2 separate regions of the Homo sapiens genome follow, and region 1 is linked to region 2. A link is a loop called in an ENCODE intact Hi-C map of the cell type or tissue named here. Cell type or tissue: heart right ventricle. All regions are shown on one strand. Each heading gives the region's core, and the rest is flanking DNA. Links, peaks and the distances in the headings are about the cores only.

What was found. Hi-C counts contacts between places; a loop is a spot of excess contacts. Peaks named below come from ENCODE experiments on the same cell type or tissue, not always from the same donor. Only the 100,000 strongest peaks of a DNase experiment are listed, where the experiment ranks them.
Region 1: it touches region 2 in a loop (12-fold over the local background); 76 of 110 quality-filtered maps call a loop at or near these places.

Annotation. Positions count from the first base shown.
Region 1 is chr5:32,088,036-32,098,561 of GRCh38, forward strand. PDZD2 (PDZ domain containing 2) reads left to right here. Exons shown (of 25, transcript NM_178140.4): 20 at 1-3,140; 21 at 4,872-4,989; 22 at 9,244-9,345; 23 at 10,329-10,526. It overlaps LOC105374711 (a long non-coding RNA gene), which reads right to left. Exons shown (of 4, transcript XR_007058716.1): 3 at 10,276-10,526; 4 at 5,576-9,810. Among named protein-coding and RNA genes, the nearest start is that of GOLPH3, 81 kb to the right of the region's middle. RefSeq lists enhancers at 4,594-5,095, 4,622-4,791, 5,096-5,595, 5,244-5,303, 9,669-10,526. In heart right ventricle, for the core only: CTCF peaks have their summits at 5,374 (motif pointing left) and 5,582; DNase peaks (open chromatin) are centred at 5,126, 5,366 and 7,486; H3K27ac peaks cover 2,455 bases.
Region 2 is chr5:31,819,572-31,830,097 of GRCh38, forward strand. All of the region lies in intron 2 of PDZD2 (PDZ domain containing 2), which reads left to right. It overlaps LOC124901200 (small nucleolar RNA U13), which reads left to right and starts at 5,008; the gene lies at 5,008-5,111. It also overlaps the pseudogene RNU6-358P and the pseudogene RPL9P17. In heart right ventricle, for the core only: a CTCF peak has its summit at 6,107 (motif pointing right); DNase peaks (open chromatin) are centred at 5,760 and 6,060.

The DNA.
Region 1 (10,526 bases), core at 1,617-9,616, 270 kb after region 2:
TTTCATGAAGACAGCACCTCCCTATCAGGCCTGGGTGACAGCACGGAGCCGTCTCTGTCATCCATGTATGGCGATGCTGAGGATTCTTCTTCTGACCCTGAGTCACTCACTGAAGCCCCACGAGCTTCTGCCAGGGACGGCTGGTCCCCTCCTCGTTCCCGTGTGTCTTTGCACAAGGAAGATCCTTCGGAGTCAGAAGAGGAACAGATTGAGATTTGTTCCACACGTGGCTGCCCCAATCCACCCTCGAGTCCTGCTCATCTTCCCACCCAGGCTGCCATCTGTCCTGCCTCAGCCAAAGTTCTGTCATTAAAATACAGCACTCCGAGAGAGTCGGTGGCCAGTCCCCGTGAGAAGGCCGCCTGCTTGCCAGGCTCATACACTTCAGGCCCAGACTCTTCCCAGCCATCATCACTCTTGGAGATGAGCTCTCAGGAGCATGAAACTCATGCGGACATAAGCACTTCACAGAACCACAGGCCCTCGTGTGCAGAAGAAACCACAGAAGTCACCAGCGCTAGCTCAGCCATGGAAAACAGTCCGCTGTCTAAAGTAGCCAGGCATTTTCACAGTCCGCCCATCATTCTCAGCTCCCCCAACATGGTAAATGGCTTGGAACATGACCTGCTAGATGACGAAACCCTGAATCAATACGAAACAAGCATTAATGCAGCTGCCAGTCTGTCCTCCTTCAGTGTGGATGTCCCTAAGAATGGAGAATCTGTTTTGGAAAACCTCCACATCTCTGAAAGTCAAGACCTGGATGACTTGCTACAGAAACCAAAAATGATCGCTAGGAGGCCCATCATGGCCTGGTTTAAAGAAATAAATAAACATAACCAAGGCACACATTTGAGGAGCAAAACCGAGAAGGAACAACCTCTAATGCCTGCCAGAAGTCCCGACTCCAAGATTCAGATGGTGAGTTCAAGCCAAAAAAAGGGCGTTACTGTGCCTCATAGCCCTCCTCAGCCGAAAACAAACCTGGAAAATAAGGACCTGTCTAAGAAGAGTCCGGCAGAAATGCTTCTGACTAATGGTCAGAAGGCAAAGTGTGGTCCGAAGCTGAAGAGGCTCAGCCTCAAGGGCAAGGCCAAAGTCAACTCTGAGGCCCCTGCTGCGAATGCTGTGAAGGCTGGGGGGACGGACCACAGGAAACCCTTGATCTCACCCCAGACCTCCCACAAAACACTTTCTAAGGCAGTGTCACAGCGGCTCCATGTAGCCGACCACGAGGACCCTGACAGAAACACCACAGCTGCCCCCAGGTCCCCCCAGTGTGTGCTGGAAAGCAAGCCACCTCTTGCCACCTCTGGGCCACTGAAACCCTCAGTGTCTGACACGAGCATCAGGACATTTGTCTCGCCCCTGACCTCTCCCAAGCCTGTTCCTGAGCAAGGCATGTGGAGCAGGTTCCACATGGCTGTCCTCTCTGAACCCGACAGAGGTTGCCCAACCACCCCTAAATCTCCTAAGTGTAGAGCAGAGGGCAGGGCGCCCCGTGCTGACTCCGGGCCGGTGAGTCCGGCAGCGTCTAGGAACGGCATGTCCGTGGCAGGGAACAGACAGAGTGAGCCGCGCCTGGCCAGCCATGTGGCAGCAGACACAGCCCAACCCAGGCCGACTGGCGAAAAAGGAGGCAACATAATGGCCAGCGATCGCCTCGAAAGAACAAACCAGCTGAAAATCGTGGAGATTTCTGCTGAAGCAGTGTCAGAGACTGTATGTGGTAACAAGCCAGCTGAAAGCGACAGACGGGGAGGGTGCTTGGCCCAGGGCAACTGTCAGGAGAAGAGTGAAATCAGGCTCTATCGCCAGGTCGCAGAATCATCCACAAGTCATCCATCCTCACTCCCATCTCATGCCTCCCAGGCAGAGCAGGAAATGTCACGATCATTCAGCATGGCAAAACTGGCGTCCTCCTCCTCCTCCCTTCAAACAGCCATTAGAAAGGCAGAATACTCCCAGGGAAAATCAAGCCTGATGTCAGACTCCCGAGGGGTGCCCAGAAACAGCATTCCAGGGGGCCCCTCGGGGGAGGACCATCTCTACTTCACCCCAAGGCCAGCGACCAGGACCTACTCCATGCCAGCCCAGTTCTCAAGCCATTTTGGACGGGAGGGTCACCCCCCACACAGCCTGGGTCGCTCTCGGGACAGCCAGGTCCCTGTGACAAGCAGTGTTGTCCCCGAGGCAAAGGCATCCAGAGGTGGTCTTCCCAGCCTGGCTAATGGACAGGGCATATATAGTGTAAAGCCGCTGCTGGACACATCGAGGAATCTTCCAGCCACAGATGAAGGGGATATCATTTCAGTCCAGGAGACGAGCTGCCTAGTCACAGACAAAATCAAAGTCACCAGACGACACTACTGCTATGAGCAGAACTGGCCCCATGAATCTACCTCATTTTTCTCTGTGAAGCAGCGGATCAAGTCTTTTGAGAACCTGGCCAATGCTGACCGGCCTGTAGCCAAGTCCGGGGCTTCCCCATTTTTGTCGGTGAGCTCCAAGCCTCCCATTGGGAGGCGGTCTTCCGGCAGCATTGTTTCCGGGAGCCTGGGCCACCCAGGTGACGCAGCAGCAAGGTTGTTGAGACGCAGCTTGAGTTCCTGCAGCGAAAACCAAAGCGAAGCCGGCACCCTCCTGCCCCAGATGGCCAAGTCTCCCTCAATCATGACACTGACCATCTCTCGGCAGAACCCACCAGAGACCAGTAGCAAGGGCTCTGATTCGGAACTAAAGAAATCACTTGGTCCTTTGGGAATTCCCACCCCAACGATGACCCTGGCTTCTCCTGTTAAGAGGAACAAGTCCTCGGTACGCCACACGCAGCCCTCGCCCGTGTCCCGCTCCAAGCTCCAGGAGCTGAGAGCCTTGAGCATGCCTGACCTTGACAAGCTCTGCAGCGAGGATTACTCAGCAGGGCCGAGCGCCGTGCTCTTCAAAACTGAGCTGGAGATCACCCCCAGGAGGTCACCTGGCCCTCCTGCTGGAGGCGTTTCGTGTCCCGAGAAGGGCGGGAACAGGGCCTGTCCAGGAGGAAGTGGCCCTAAAACCAGTGCTGCTGAGACACCCAGTTCAGCCAGTGATACGGGTGAAGCTGCCCAGGATCTGCCTTTTAGAAGAAGCTGGTCAGTTAAGTAAGTATCTGCCCACTACTTTTATTTCAGATAAACTTGTTTCATTTTGGAATAGTTTTAGATTTATAGAAAAGTTGCAAAGATAATGCAGAGTTCCCACTTACTTTTTTTTTTTTTTTTTTTTTTTGAGATGGAGCATCGCTCTGTCGCCCAGGCTGGAGTGCAATGGCGCGATCTCGGCTCACTGCAACCTCTGCCTCCCGGGTTCAAGCGATTCTCCTGCCTCAGCCTCCTGAGTAGCTGGGATTACAGGCGTGCACCACCACACCTGGCTAATTTTTGTATTTTTAATAGAGACGGGGTTTCACCATGTTGGTCAGGCTGGTCTCAAACTCCTAACCTTGTGATCCGCCTGCCTCGGCCTCCCAAAGTGCCGGGATTACAGGTGTGAGCCACTGCACCCGGCCACTTCTTACCCACTCTTCCTAATGTTCACATCTCTCATAACCACGGTCCATTCGTCAAAAGTAAGAAATTAATGTTGGAGCAATACCATTAACTACAGACTTCATTCAGATTTTGCTGAATAAATTCTGCTAATATCGTTTTTCTGTCCCAGGATCCAGGATACTACATTCCATTTTAGTGCCCTTGGTTTTTAATATCACTGCTGGAAAAATAAAAGTGCCTGCAGGGAAACATGTTTACCAAAGTGTCGCTCTGAGGAGAGGCTTCTAGAGGACATGGCACTTAAGCAAAAGCAACATGAGAGGGGCATGCAGAGGAAGAGAGAGCACAGCACGGGGGAATTTGGACTTTGGAGGTGGCTGGAGTTAAACGGAGAATTTCTAACATATTTAAAAATATTTCACTTGAGGCCAGCCGTGGTGGCTCACACCTGTAATCCCAGCACTTTAGGAGGCTGAGCCGGGCAGATCACTTAAGGTGAGGAGTTCAAGACCAGCCTGGCCAACATGGTGAAACCCCATCTCTACTAAAAATACAAAAATTAGCTGGGGATGGTGGCAGGCGCCTGTAATCCCACCTACTTGGGAGGCTGAGGCAGGAGAATCGCTTGAACCCAGGAGGCTGATGTTGCAGTGAGCTGAGATCGCGTCACTGCACTCCAGCCTGGGCAACAGAGTAAGACTCAATCTCGAAAAAAAAAAAAAAAAAGCCAGGCCCAGTGGCTCAGGCCTATAGTCCCAGCACTTTGGGAGACCAAGGCAGGCGGATCACTTGAGGTCAGGAGTTCAAGACCAGCCTGGCCAATATGGTGAAACCCTATCTCTACTAAAAATAAAAAATTAGCCAGGCGTGGTGGCAGGTGCCTGTGATCCCAACTACTCGGGAGGCTGAGGCACGAGAATAGCTTGAACCCAGGAGGTAGAGGTTGCAGTGAGCTGAGATCGTGCCACTGCACTCCAGCCTGGGTGACAGAGCTAGACTCCATCTCAATAAAAATAAAAATATTTCACTTGAACATATGTATTGAATATTTTAAAACATGTCAGAAGTGTCCTGTTAAGCTCCAGCATTGGTCCCATAACTTCTTGAGGGGATCTCTGAATTCATAGCAGTTCCCCTTGCCATTGGCAGTGAATGACATTTCTGTTCAGCACTCAGGATTTATTCTTCCATTAGTTTGGAATGGAAGTTTTGACCAAAAGAGAGCAGAAAATACCTGTTCTCTTTTGTATAGTAGAAAGGAGATCATTTTAAATGCATTCTTATAAAATGAAGAAATTGCTTTTTTCTTTAATGTTCTTCAAATATATTTATATTATTTAGTTTGGATCAACTTCTAGTCTCAGCGGGGGACCAGCAAAGATTACAGTCTGTTTTATCGTCAGTGGGATCGAAATCTACCATCCTAACTCTCATTCAGGAAGCGAAAGCACAATCAGAGGTGAGTGAAACACAGAAAGCTCAGGAACATGAATTGCGGCCGCGTGAGTGCCCAGGTATGTGCTGCCTGCCCAGACAGCCGAGGAGAGCCCGCCCCGAGTCCTGGAGAGGGAGGACTGCCTTGGGTTGCGAGTTTCACAGCTCAGTCTGACTTTGGCCTCACGTGCTGCTAGCCAGCTTCAGAAGCTAGACCTTGTCTTGAATGTTCAGGTGCCAGATGGGTGTCACTGCTGTTTTCATCCCCCAAGTAGCAACTAGTTACCATTCTCCTAACTCCTATGTGTGGAGTTTGTTTGCAGAGAGTCCTCAAAGCAGAGCTAGTCATCTCGGAAATACCTCTCGCCACCTAACTGTGGACATAAACTAGTCAAGGGAGCCACCTGCTGGTGAGAGAAGAGTTACATTGGTGTAGTCCCGCCGTTGCCCTGAAATATGGTGGACCCCTGAACAACATGAGGGTTGGGGCACTGACCTTCGAGCAGTGGAAAATCCACATATAACTTTTAACTCTCCCAAAAACTTAACTACTAACAACCTACTGTTGACCGGAAACCTTACTGATAACATAAACAGTCAATTAACACAAGTTTTGTCAGTTATATGTATTATATACTGTCTTCTTACAACAACGTAAGTTAGAGATAATAGAACGTTATTAAGAAAATCCTAAGAGGCCAGGTGCAGTGGCTTACACCTGTAATCTCAGAACTTTGGGAGGCCAAGGCGGGCAGATCACTTGAGGTCAGGAGTTCAAGACCAGCCTGGCCAATATGGTGAAACCCTGTCTCTACTAAAAATACAAAAATTAGCTGGACATGGTGGTGGGTGCCTGTAGTCTCAGCGACTCAGGAGGCTAAGGCGAGAGGATTGCTTGAACTTAGGAGGCAGAGGTTGACATGAGCTAAGATTGCACCACTGCATTCCAGCCTGGGTGACAGAGCAAGACTTCATCTCAATTAAAAAAAAAAAGTCATAAGAGAAAGTGTATTTACTATTCATTAAGTGGAAGTGGTTCATCATAAAGGGCTTCATCCTTGTCATCTTCACACTGAGTAGCCTGAGAAGGAGGGAGGGGTTGGTCTTGCTGCCTCAAGGATAAAGAGGCTGAAGAAACCCTGAGTGTGAGTGGACCTGTACAGTTTGAGCCTGTGTTGTTCAAATGTCACCTGTAGAAGAGCATCTGAACCCTGGAGTACAAGGAATTACAAATAAAATCTTTCAGTAAATCAGTTGTGACAATAAACATTGACAGAAGAAACCACAGGTTCACATCTAGGATACTAATCTGAAGATCAATTTCTTGGGGCTATACGTAGAGATTTGAACCCTAATGAATGAATATTTTCTATTTAGAGAAATAAATATGAATGTTTCTTTAGTGGTAGTATACCTGGGTCACTGAAGTCATCTAAGAATGCTGTTCCAGAAATTCAAATATAGAGGGGCTGTGTGGTTTCTCAGCCAACAGCCAGCCTTGGCACCTAGTAAGGAGTTGGCCAGGAGGCGAGGAGAGAGGTTGGAATAAAGGAGACCAGTCCCTTCAGGTTCCACTCCCTTCTGATTCTCAGCCGCTGATTTGGGTCTGTGCAGTTAAGACATGCCTTGACAGGAGGATCATCTGAGGCCAGGAGTTCGAGACCAGCCTCATCAACATAGTGAGACCCCTCATCTCTCAAAAAAAAAAAAAAAAGATTAAATTTAAAAAATTAGCCAGGCGTGGTGGTATATGCCTGTAGTCCTACCTACATGGGAATCTGAAGCAGGAGAATCACTTGGGTCCAGTAGTTTGAGGCTCAGTGAGCTATGATCGTGCCAGCGCACTCCAGCCTGGGTGACAGAGCAAGACCCTGTCTCTGAAAGAAAAACAAAATGTCTTGAGATGCTAAGCACTTCCGCTTTCAGTAAAAGGGAATAGCCCCTCATCTCTCTTCCTCCTCCCACTTGTTATTACAATAAGGAAGGATTTCATGTGTGAAAGTCTCATTCTGAGACCACCAGTCAAGGGGGCACAGGTGGGGTCACACGTTGCCAGGCCCCCTTTACCCCAGACATTTTAGTGTTAGATGAAATGTCAGAGGAGAAGACCAGACTGTCCAGCCAACCACAAGCAAGATGTACATCTTCAGGAACCTCAAACAAAGTATGGCCAGCATGCCACAGTGCTGCCCGAGGGTGGCTTATTCTAGGGCCTTCCTCACCCCCTACTACTCACGCTCACCACGAGGCAGGGTTGTGGTTTGGTTTGAAGATCATTCCTACATATCAGAACACGGCGTTCTTTTCCCTTTATTTTCTCACTGTCTTCAGAGAGGAGCGTTGAGCAGGGCTATCCTTACTCTGCCATCCTCAGTCTAGAAGCTTCCTGCCTTGCTTTTTCCAATGAGTATGGTTTGCAGGTACTAAAAATAGAACTGCACAAAACTATTTTCTGTGTCCTTGGCAGTGCTGTGAGAGATTCGAGGCTTCGAGGCTGAAAACAAACCCTGGCCTCCTGACTTCAACACACCCAAACCTTGGAGAGCTCTTGATGGTTGATCTGGCCGCCCTGAGACTGTGCTGAGGCTCTCAGAGGCAAAATTTGGCGCAATAGTCAGCTTCTAGCATATCTGTGTCCTTAAACACCACTGGAAAAAAATGTGAATACATTGAAATTTTTGTGATTTAACTTGTCCTGGAATGCAGGAGGGCCTCATTTTCTTTTTTTTTTTCCTTCTCCTTTTTTTTTTTCTTTTCTTGAGATGGAGTCTCGCTCTGTTGCCCAGGCTGGAGTGCAGTGGCGTGATCTCGGCTCACTGCAAGCTCCACCTCCTGGGTTCACGCCATTCTCCTGCCTCAGCCTCCCGAGTAGCTGGGACTACTGGTGCCCGCCACCATGCCCGGCTTTTTTTTTTTTTTTTTTTTAGTAGAGACGGGGTTTCACCGTGTTAGCCAGGATGGGCTCCATCTCCTGACCATGTGAACCACCTGCCTCCGCCTCCCAAAGTGCTGGGATTACAGGCGTGAGCCACCGCACCCGGCGTAGGAGGCCTCATTTTCAAATATTGTCTCTTTGCTCCCATAAGACATTGAAATATCTGAGAAGTGTTCCTATTTTCAGCACCACATTACCTCCTAGAAGCTGGACAAAGACCATTTACTGGGTCCCGTATTCCCATTTTTGTTTGGAAAGCTTAGTCAACCTCTTTCTCCCCATCAATCCGTGTGTGAGCATACATATGGTTGAAGGTGCCCATGAAGTCAACCTCCCAACTCCCCCAAAAGTTCTGCGGGACAGTCTAGGTTTTGGTTTGAGTGAACTTTGGGGGTTTTTTGAGACAGAGCCTCACTCCATCACCCAGGCTGGAGTGCAACTGGCATGATCTCCACTCACTGCAACCTCTGCCCGCTGGGTTCAAGCGATTCTCCTGCCTCAGCCTCCCAAGTAGCTGGAATTACAGGTGTCCGCCACCACGCCCGGCTAATTTTTGTATTTTTCAGTAGAGACGGGGTTTCGCCATGTTGACTAGGCTGGTCTCGAACTCCTGACCTCAGGTGATCCGCCCGCCTTGGCCTCCCAAAGCACTGGGATTACAGGCGTGAGCCACTGCGCCTAGCCATGCTATTTTTTTGGCATCAGTTAATTAATTGTACCTGAAATCCAATGATGGGGAGGGAGATGTAGAAAACATGGCCTTGATATGCTCTTATCCTGCCTCTTGCCACTGACGCTTATCTTTCTGCTGTTGCTAGGACTGGCTTTGCTAAATTGTAGACTTAAAGAATTACAGAATAAAGGATTCCCATCATGATCAAATTATGTACTATGATTTTTTTTTTTTTTTTTTTTTTTTGAGACAAGGTCTCACTCTGTCAACCAGGCTGAAGTGCAGTGGCGTGATCATGGCTCACTGCAGCCGTGACCTTCCGGGCTTAGGTAATCCTCCCACCTCAGCCTCTTGAGTAGCTGGGACTACAAGTGTGCAACACCACACCTGGCTGATTTTTGTAGAGACAGGGTTTTGCCACATTGCCCAGGCTGGACTCGAACTCTTGGGCTCAAGAGATCCGCCCCCTTGGCTTCCCAGAGTGTTGGGATTACAGGCGTGAGCCACCATGCCTGGCTGAGAGCCAAAGAACCTTTAGGGCCTGTGGTGAAAAGCCCCTCCAAGAGGACTGACATCAGAGCTTCCTTACTCCTGGCCCAAGGGGATATGTTTTTCTTTCTTAATTTTTTGCAGCTGTAGCTCAAAGGATAATTTTTGTTTGTTTTCACTAGAATGAAGAAGATGTTTGCTTCATAGTCTTGAATAGAAAAGAAGGCTCAGGTCTGGGATTCAGTGTGGCAGGAGGGACAGATGTGGAGCCAAAATCAATCACGGTAAGTGACAGAGTCATTAGGCTCTCAGGAAAATCCCCCCTCAAGCAGCCTCAGAATGTGATCAGGGCACAAATTCCAATCAGCGGGTTCAGAGATTGCTGGATTTCATTCCCAGCTACCAACATAAAAAGGGAGAAGTGGGAGAAGTAGTACGTAAGGTTTTCGTTGACAAAAGACAAGCATTTTTAACACAGAGCTGACATGTATAGGCCATTTCCAATCCCTATAAACACAATTCGCTATAGCCTTATAATTTACCTCCATATTTTAAGCAGTAGAAAACATTAGAATCAACTGGCCAAACTTGTGTTTATACAATTACTCCCGTCTCAAAAAGTCACTCAAAATTTTACATCATTCAAAAGCCTTCAGGACCATCCAGAGGGTCACCTTCACTGCACGAGCCCAGGCCTCATTCATCTTCGTATTCCCATTGCCTCCTGGATGCCAGGCCCATGTCAGACACTAAAAAGGAGTTAAAAAAAAATGTGTGGAGACACTGGCATTGACATTTGTGTTCCATCCCCCGCACTGAATGTATGTTTTTTTTTATAAAGCAAGTGTCTACCTTAGAAAGTTCCTTTACTACAAGACCCGGCACGGTGGCTCACGCCTGTAATCCCAGCACTTTGGGAGGTCGAGGCGGGTGGATCACCTGAGGTCAGGAGTTTGAGACCAGCATGGCCAACATGGTGAAACCCTGTCCGTCTCTCCTAACAATACAAAAATTAACTTGGCATAGTGGTGTGTGCCTATAATCCCAGCTACTCAGGAGGCTGAGGCAGGAGAATCGCTTGAACCCGGGAGGCTGAGATTGCACCACTGTACTCCAGCCTGGGTGACACAGCGAGACTCCCTCTCAAAAAATAAAAATAAAAAAGGAAGGTTCCTTTACTACAGATACGCAGTTAGTTACTATCTCCCTTTTACCGGAAATCGTAAGTGGATCTGGTTTTTGTTCCCTTTTCCTTTCCTCATCCCAGGTCCACAGGGTGTTTTCTCAGGGGGCGGCTTCTCAGGAAGGGACTATGAACCGAGGGGATTTCCTTCTGTCAGTCAACGGCGCCTCACTGGCTGGCTTAGCCCACGGGAATGTCCTGAAGGTTCTGCACCAGGCACAGCTGCACAAAGATGCCCTCGTGGTCATCAAGAAAGGGATGGATCAGCCCAGGCCCTCTGCC
Region 2 (10,526 bases), core at 1,267-9,266:
GTTCGAACCTGGGAGGCTGAGGTTGCAGTGAGCCGAGATCATGCCACTGCACTCCAGCCTGGGGGACAGAGCAAGACTCTGTCTCAAAAAAAAAAAAAAAAAGAATTCTGCAATACATTTTATGTTCATATGTCTGTGTATATGTATGAGTATATGTAATGGATACATTCGTAGAAGTGGGATCCTCAAATGAATCACATTTTAAATGTGTTACTCCTATTGCAAATTGCTTTCCCCAAGAGATTATACTAGTTTGTATCCCCAGTGACAATATACAAAAGTGCTGTTTTTCTCGCAGCTTCACAAACACCACAGGAATTACTTTGAATCATACTACGTGCAGAATTCTCTATTATCCTTTTCTTACCCACACAATGGGTGGGTTCAGTCACTTGACAGGTGACAGCCTGATGATGACAGTGAAGGAGGATTTGGCAAGGGATTTTATTCCTTGCAACAAGTCAAGTAAGGAGAATACCAGGGATAGCTCCCAATGCGGTGCCTCCCCAAGCTGGGGGCTGGGTCCGGTAATGAGGTGTAACCTGATTGGATCTTGCAATGAGGTGATGCTGGGATACTTGATATGACTGGATGTGGCCATGGGGTAATGCCAGAGCTCAATCTGATTGGATTCTGGATCCTGCCATACAGTGTCCCCTTCTTAATTCCATCCCACTCCTCAGCCCAAGCACTTAGGTTCTTCCTGTGGTTGCAGGCTTGGTTCATCTAGGCATGCTGAGGTCACATGACTTGAGGGACCATGGCAAACGAAAAACAGCTCTCCATGTTTTTACATAAAAGTGGAACCAGATTGGTCTGGTGTGACTACACTTTTTCACTTAACACATTTGAACACGTTCCTCCTTATTAAGTGGTCTTGATAGGTATAATCATCACTGATAATTTAGGTAAGCATGTTCTTTCTGTCCTTGCCAGTCTGTCAGTGTTAACACGGCATTTATTTTTTTTTAACTTTTTTTTAATTTTTATTTTTTCATCCTTGGGCAAGGGCCATGCTAATCTTCTCTGTATCGTTCCAATTTTAGTATATGTGCTGCTTAAAATGCTTGTGATCTTGACTATTTTTTTTCCTTTTGAACCATCCTTTTAGGACAAATTTCATGGAGTGAAGGTATTAAATCAAAGGACATTTTTGCCAAATTGTTTTATACAAATTATTTTACCAAATTACACCCCTACCAATAATGTATGAATGCCAGAGTGCCAGAAGCATTTCCAGGTTGGGTATTATAATTTAAATTTATGTTTTCTTAATTGAAATATGGCTCATTTTGTAGTTTTAATTTGCACTTATTTGATCAGGAAGTTTGGCCATTTTGCCCTAATTTTTTTTTTTCTATTTTATTTTACTTGTCATCTAAACAATCTATTCATGTCCTTTGTCCATTATCTCTTGGGGCCCTCATCTGCAGCACTGGATATGCATTTAAATATTATAGATCTTAATCTTTTTACCCCATGTGGTTAAAATTCTCCTTAATCTTTTAAATGTTGTTATTACTATATGGAAGTTTTAACTGTCTCTGAGGCAAGTCTGATTTTTTTCTTTTATAATCATCTTTTCACTTCTTCAGATCTTAGGATGATGTCATTTTCCCAAAGACCCACAACTCTCTTCTACCAATTTTAGTGATTACATTTTTAAATTTATCTTTAAAATTTAAATTTAAATTTAATGGGCATTTATTTTGATGGAAATTATAAATCTAATTTTTTGTAAATTACTATCTGATTATCTAAATACCATGTAATCATTAATTTTTCTCAGTTTGTGAGGTTTGAGTTATTATTATTATTTTTTTTTTTTGAGATGGAGTCTCACTCTGTCGCAAGGCTGAAGTGCAATGGCGCGATCTTGGCTCACTGCAACCTCCGTCTCCCAGGTTCAAGTGATTTTCCTGCCTCAGCCTCCTGAGTAGCTGGGACTACAGGCGTGCACCACCACACTCAGCTAATTTTTGTATTTTTAGTAGAGACGGGGTTTCACCATGTTGGCCAGGATGGTCTCGATCTTTTGACCTCGTGATCTACCCGCCTCGGCCTCCCAAAGTGCTGGGGTTACAGGCGTGAGCCACTGTGCCCGGCCATGATTTTTTTTTATTACACTTTAAGTTCTGGGATATGGGTGCAGAATGTGTAGATTTGTTACATAGGTATACATGTGTCATTGTGGTTTGCTGCGCCCATCAAGCCGTCATCTAGGTTTTAAGCCCCACATGCATTAGCTATTTGTCCTATGCTCTCCCTCCCCTTACCCCCATCCCCCAATAGGCCCCAGTGTGTGATGTTCTCCTCCCTGTGTCCGTGTGTTCTCATTGTTCAACTCCCACTTATGAGTGAGAACATGCGGTGTTTGGTTTTCTGTTTCTGTGTTAGTTTGCTGAGAATGATGGTTTCTAGTTTCATCCATGTCCCTGCAAAGGACATGAACTCATCGTTTTTTATGGCTGCATAGTATTCCGTGGTGTATATGTGCCACATTTTCTTTATCCAGTCTATCATTGATGGGCATTTGGGCTGGTTCCAAGTCTTTGCTATTGTAAATAGTGCTGCAATAAACATATGTGTACATGTGTCTTTATAGTAGAATGAGTTATAATCCTTTGGGTATATACCCAGTAATGGGATGATTTATTATGATTTATATGTGTACATACACAAACTTTTTTTCACGCAATCTTTTTTTTTTTTTTTTTTTTTTTGAGAGAGCGTCTCACTTTGTCACCCAGGCTGGAGTGCAGTGGCATGATCTCAGCTCACTGCAACGTCTTGTGCTCAAGTGATCCTCCCACCTCAGCCCCCCAAGTAGCTAGGACTACAGGTGCACACCACCACACCTGGCTAATTTTTTTATAGTTTTTTTTTTCCCAAATCAATAGGTCTTTTATTGCATCATTTAAATATCACATATAGGTCTTAGGAAGCATCCGGCATCTTGTTTCTGTAGCTGGACAACTCTTAGATCTTATTAATCAGCCTCCTGAATGGTTCGTTTTTTCAGAGACATAGATACCATCCAAAAATTTCCTGATATCCTTGTTTTTAACCTTGTGGCTTGCTGAATCAAAGCCACTGAATTTGAAACAAGCTCAATGTCATTTCCTTCAAGGATTAATTCATCTTTCTGAGTTTGAGATACTGAACAAGGAACACCTGGCCTCATCCAAATCCTGCAGATGTATTTTTCACCCAAGAAATTTCAGATTTCAACAGAAGACCAATTCTCCTGGATAATGATGTTGATGGGGAAGTGCACATACACAGACCTCATCTTGTAACGGAAGCCCAGTGTGACACCCTTGATCATGTTCTGTGCATAACTACAAATAGTCTGAACGGTGGCCAGCTCCTTTCTGTTACCCCACCATTTGTCAACCCGGGGCCTCTTTTTTTTCTTTCCGAGAAGACTGAGTTCTACGTTGATGTGATTGAAGTCCCTCCGCAGGGTTCCTCTGGGGCCCTTCACAATAACTGTGCATCCCTTTAGAGTAATATTGACATTTTCTGGAATGTTGACAGTCTGATTGCTGAGAATGGTCTTCATTCTCGCAGTAGACGTGGCAAAAAAAAAAAAAAAAAAAAAAAAAAAAGCAAGCATCTTTTGTGGCTCACGCCTGTAATCCCAGCACTTTGGGAGGCCAAGGCAGGTAGATCACGAGGTCAGGAGATCAAGACCAGCTGGGCCAAGGCATGGTGAAACCTGTCTTTACTAAAAATAGAAAAAAATTAGCTTGGTATGGTGGCGTGCACCTGTAATCCCAACTACTTGGGAGGCTGAGGCACAAGAATCATTTGGACCCAGGAGGCGGAGGTTGCAGTGAGCCAAGATCGCGCCATTGCACTCCATCCTGGGAGACAGAGTGAGACTCTGTCTCAAAACACAAACAAGCAAAACAAACAAAGCAGAAAGTTTGGCCGGTAACAGAAGTAACACTCAGAAAAATACTCCAGCTGACCTAGAGGAAAGCAAATAACCTCCACTGTCAACTGCAGATGGAGAAGTGCAACCTCTAGGAACTGAAAGCAGTCCCTGATTGGCAACTCACAGGAAAAAGATACCTCAGGCCTACAACCACAAAGAATTGAACTCTGCCATCAAGCGGTGAGCTTGGAAGATATAGGAGCAGGAAAACCACCTCCATCCTCTTACGGTCCTGAGAATTGAGATAAGATAGATTACAGGAAAAAAGCATACACATTTCTTTACAGATGTTTTACAGGAGTCCTCCTAAAATAATGAAGACCCAAAGAAGCAGTTATTGTCAGTTTCTTCCATTCTGGATTGGACGCAATAGTAAACTGTGAACATGTGTAAGGCGAAGGGGCTTGCACTAGGATAGTAAATAGGGTAGGAAAATAGCTAGGAAGAGAAAGGCTTGTTTGTACAGAATTTCCTTGACCTCAACTTTCTCGTCCTTGATGGCAAGGATGTTGCATCTTACTAGTATAGGGAGGGCGTCTTTCACATGGGAATTTAATCTTCTGATTTTAAGAAACAGCATGAAGGTCAAAGTGATCTTTTTGCACCTGCTGTTTTTCAAGTGCCTTTAACTTAAATAATCAGTATTCCAGGATAGCATATTTTAACTCCTTCAAAAAGGTCCCTGAGCCCCAGATGAGATTGTTGGCAGCTCCAGTCAACACAAGCCCAGCCATGCCATAGCTGTATTCTTACCTACAGAACCGTGAGCTAATAAATGGGTATTGCTCCAAAGCTTCTACATTTGTGGTAATTTGTTACGTAGCAATAGAAAACAAATATAATGGCAACATGCAATTTAGTACTTGATCCCTCTCCTGTCATTTACTCATTGTTTTGCATGTATAAATCTTGCCTTCCTTAACCAGATTATAACCTCCCTGAGAACCAGACCAAATTTGATGTTTTTTCTGCATAGCCAAATTATCTACCATGCCATAGGGGCTACACTGGGAGGAAGGTGGGGTGAGTGTTTAACATCCTGGCTTTAGAATCAGCCTGCCTTGATCCTTTTGTAGTTCGTGAGTATGATGACTGGGTGTTCACGGCCGTGTGTGAGATGTGCCACCCTCAAACCTTGTTGCAATGTCAGTGCATTACCTGTCTAACCTGAAAAAAAAAAAAAAGAATCAGACTGTCTTGGCTTAAATCTTGGCTTAAACTTTCTAAGCTTTAGTTCCCTCATTTTAAAATGGGAATAAAATGCGTTAGGAAAATTATGGAAAGATACACAAACATTGTTATCAGCAGTTACTTCAGAGGGAACGATTGCAGGATCAAATATCATAGGAGGTTTTTAGGATTAAATGAAATGATGCTTAGAAAGTTCTTAGGACAGTGCATGGCACATGGTAAAGCTCTATTAATACTAGCTCCGTGTTTGTAGAAAAACAGACCCTTTGACATGCTCGCCCTTCCTGCAGTTCCATATGTGCTAAATTTGTTTAGTATCACATGACACTGGCCCTGTCTCCCTACACACGCCCACGCATCCCCACCTCCACCTCCTGGCCACCCACCAGGGATAGATAGACTAAACCCAGCCATTAGACTTGACTGACAACCAGTTTAATCTCCTGAAAATCTGGAATCAAGCCAGTGAGAGACCACGCTGCTTTGCTGTGTGGGATGAGCTGGAACACCAAACGGAACCACATCTGGATTCATGTCCAGAAAGAGTCAGAGCCACATGCCCGTACTACAGTTACAGAATGGCAGACGTCAAGAGGAAGCTGGTTTCTTTAGAGGAACACAGAGTGGACATGCAGAAAAGGACAGGGATGAAAGACAGTGTCCCCAGAAAAAGGGATGGGACAGTACCTTCCAGGGGCTGGCAGTTTCCAGCACCAGTTCCCACAGTGCCTAGCTGGACTTGTTTCCCCAAGATCTCCATGTCCTCATAAGTGTCCTTTGCAAACAAATAAGCCCTAGCCAAAGAAAGGCTGCTGTGGGTGACAAATCAGACAGTCGGTCATGTTCTAATACATCCTGGGACACCGGGCTCTGGTGCTGACTCCACATCAATGTACAAGACAATTAAATGGTATTTGTAGTCTTTTTCCAGACCTTTTTTCAACTGTCAGCACAGTTGAATTCCCAGTGGCCTCTGGAGGGCACTATTCAGTTAAGTTTATTCCACGGTAGTGAGCACTACACCAGCAGAGCATTTAAGGAAAAGGTGTTTGAAATAATAGTTACCATTTCCTGAGTACCAACAACATGCTAACCACGGTGCTGCTTGCTTTACGTATATTGTATCTTAAACAATCACAACGGCTGTTTCCATCCAGCAATTGGAGATTGTTTTCGAGCATGGTTACTTGTTTCCACAGGCATGCTATTAACAGGTGTCAAGCAAAAGGAAAGCTTTTTTTTTTTCCTCTTTTAATGAACAGGAAGACTGAGTTTACAGCTCCTGATGCGAACCAGTTCAAGTTCAGTTGCCCCTCAATGTACTCCTTTTTAATTAGAAAAACAACAAATGTAGCACCATTGCAACACAGAGGGGAAAAGATATTTGGTACGGGGGTATAAATATCTGGGTCCCTCTTCTCTCTCAAGGTGAGGCAAAATGTTTCCTGTCTCCTGCCTTTTATCCATGCCCCCAAGATAATCGTGTTGGTTTCATGCCCGGCTGTGGGCTGCTAGGGAGTGGGAGCTGCTCCACAGGGAAGAAGTTTTTGTTCTCTACCTTGCTCAATGCCACCGTGGTGGGGAGGGTAGGAGTGAGGCTCCAAACCTTTTCAGGTAACAGTTCCCTGCAAAGTCTGAAAACAACCACTGACCTGTCTCCCTTTTATTTTTTACAAGATATTTGAGGCCAGCCACGGTGGTTCATGTCTGTAATCTCAGCACTTTGGGAAGCCGAGGCGGGTGGATCATTTGAGGTCAGGAGTTCAAGACCAGCCTGACCAACATGGTGAAACCCTGTCTCTACTAAAAATACAAAAAAAATTAGCCAGCTGTGGTGGCACGCACCTGTATTCCCAGCTACTTGGGAGGCTGAGGCAGGAGAATCACTTGAACTCGGAAGGCAGAGGTTGCAGTGAGCCGAGATCACGCCACTGCACTCCAGCCCGGGTGACAGAACAAGACTCTGTCTCAAAAAAAAAAAAAAGATATATGAAACCTGTTTATTCGATATTATCAATGTAAATTAAAACATTTATCAGATATTACCCAAATGAGCCACATGCATTAGGTATATGCTTCTCATTTACTTCTTACAACATCCCTATGAGGTAAGAGGCGAGTATTATTACCTGCATTCACAGATGAGGAAATATAGGCTGAGAAAGATTGGATAAACCCATCTATTAAGAGACAGAGCCTGGAATCGAGCCGGGGTGACCTGCCTCCAAGACCTGAGTCTTTTTTTGCTGGGATGCTCTGTCAATTGCTACCCATATGCCAAATAGTGTGTCTGTCCCTATAGACAGCACGTCCATTCCCCAGAAAGGAGCGTAACCTTCCTGTAGGCAGCAACAATTCTGTAAGTGGCATCCTGGCCAGGGAACCTTGCTCTTTATTCATGAGGTCACTGTCTTGCCACTTCCCCACTATGGAGGGGTGAACCGGGAATCAGAAAATCTGGGTTCTGAACACTTTCTTAATCTATATTTATTCATTTAAGGATATTTACTGACCACCTACTGTTTCAGCTCTGGAACTGCATATTGGGGAAATACTCTTCTATAAAACATATAAAGTCCCTGGTTTTCTGGGGCCTTTATCCGTGCCTTGGAAAACTGACTTATCCTTGTAGGCGTAATTGTGATTAATAACGATATGAAGGAATTTTTAAAGTAAGCTTTCTTGTTATATAATAGCTTTCCTGAGGCTGGGTGTGGTGGCTCATGCCTGTAATCCCAACACCTTGGGAGGCTGAGGTGGGTGGATCACTTGAGATCAGGAGTTCGAGACTAGCCTGGCCAACATGGTAACACCCCGTCTCTACTAAAAATACAAAAATTAGCTGGGTATGGTGGCATGCGCCTGTAATCTCAGCTACTCAGGAGGCTGAGGCAGGAGAATTGCTTGAACTGAGAGGCAGAGGTTGCAGTGAGCTGAGATCACGCCACTGCACTCCAGCCTGGGTGATAGAGCAAGACTCTGTCTCAAAAAAAATAAATAAATAAAAAAATAAAAATAATTTTAAAATGGCTTTACTGAGATGTTCACCTACTATAAAATTTATCCTTTAAAATGTACAATTGAGTGGTTTTATAGATTCACAGCATTGAATATCACCAATATCTAATTTTAGGACGTTTTTATCCTTCCAAAAAGAAGACACATACCTATTACAGGGATTCTCCATACTCCGCTTCTCCAAGCCCCTGGAAACCTACTTTCTGTTCCTATAGATTTACCTATTCCAGATATTTCAGTACATGGTCTTCTGTACTGAAAGTGTAATGACTTCAGTGCTCATCTGTGTTTCAGTATGATTCAGAACTTTACTTTGTTATATTGCCAAATAGTATTCCATATGTTTAACCACATTTGTTTAACCATCCATCCATTTGTGGACATTTGGGTCATTTCCACTTTTTGACTATTATGAATCATGCTGTGAACATTGGTGTACAAGCTTTTGTGTGAGTATGTTTTCAGTTCTGTTGGATATATATGTAAGAATGGAATTGATGATGATATAGTAACTCTATGTGTAACTTTTTGAGAAATCTCCAAATTGTTTCTCAGGACTATTTTACATCCCCACCAGCAGTGTATAAGGGTTCTAATTTCTCCACATTCCTGCCAACACTTGTGACCTGTCTTTATGAGACCAGCCATCCTAGTGGGTGTGAAGCTGTATCTCACTGTGACTTTGATTTGTATTCTCTAATGATTAATCATGTTGAACACCTTTTCATGTGTTTTTGAACCTTTGTATATCTTTGGAGAGATGTCTATTTATTTTATTTTTTAAGACAGGGTCTTCCGCTGCCACCCAGCCTGGAGTGCAGTGGCATGAGTGCAGTGCAGAGGCTCACTGTAGCCTCAACCTCCTGGGCTCCAGCAATCCTCCCACCTTATTCTCCTGAATAGCCAGGACTACAGGCATACGCCACTACACCTGGCTAATTTTGTAAAAAATTTTTTTGTAGAGACAGGGTCTTGCTGTGTTTCCCATACTGGTCTCAAACTCCTGGCCTCAAGCCATCTTCATGCCTCAGCCTTAGAAAGCACTAGGATTATAAGCATGAGCCACCATGCCCAGCTAGAAATATCTATTTTAATTCTTTACCCACTTTTACATTGAGTTGTAAGAATTCTTTATATAGCCTAGATACAAGTTCCTTAGCAGATATATGATTTGCAGATATTTTCTCAGGCAGCTGCACATATTAAACAATTGCCATGGATTGTTTTCAACAAATAACCTAGGGACAAGGCTACTTTTGCAGCATCAGCTCTGAATCAAGTCAAGTAAGGAGAAACCTTGAAAATGGAGCCTTTCAGAGAGCTGTTGGACAGGTCAAGTAATAACAATTCTGTGAAGATAGAGTTTTTGGGGGCTTCCAAACTTGTTCTGCCTCAGTGGCTGCTAGTGATGTTTCAAGCTTTTGGCTAACTTCCAGAGTTCTGAAAAAGTTGATTTTGGTCATTTTTTCTAGTGTTTTTGTTACTCTTATAGAGGTGTGGATTTTTGGAGGTCTTTATTTTTATCATTCCAGAAGGGCTTTTTCCAGTAAACTTATCTTTGAAATACGATATACGTAAAGGCACATATCAAAAGTATTCAGCTTAGTGAATTTTTTTTTTTTTTGAGACAGTCTTGCTCTGTTGCCAAGGCTGGAGTGCAGTGGCATGATCTCAGCTCACTGCAACCTCTACCTCCCAGGTGCAAGCTATTCTCCTGTCTCAGCAGAGTAGATGGGATTGCAGGCACCACACCTCGCTAATTTTTGTATTTTTAGTAAAAACAGGGTTTCACCATGTTGGCATGGCTGGTCTCAAACTCCTGACCTCAGATGATCCACCCGCCTCGGCCTCCCAAAGTGCCAGGATTACAGGCATGAACCACCACACCCAGCCCAGCTTAGTGAATTTTTATATTAACCATCACCCAAACTGAGAAACAGAACTTAACTAGTATGTCAGAGCCCTCCTTCTTACCTCTTACCAGTTACTAACCCCCCTTTACCAAAGTAAAGTGGTATCCAATAGCTGTAAGAACTTTCCTATCTATGGCTGGGTGTGGTGGCTCATGCCTGTAATTCCAGCACTTTCGGAAGCCAAGGTGAGTGGATCACTTGAGGTCAGGAGTTCAACCTGGCCAACATGGTGAAACCCTGTCTGTACTAAAAATACAAAAAATTAGCCGAGTGTGGTGGTAGGTGCCTGTAATCCCAGCTGCTCTGGAGGCTGAGGCAAGAGGGTCGCTTGAACCTAGGAGTCAGAGGTTGCAGTGAACCAAGATCATGCCACTGCACTGTAGCCTGGGTGACAGAGCGAGACTCCATCTCAAAGAAACAAGAAACAAAAAACTTTCTTGTCTAGTACCATTCTGATTTTT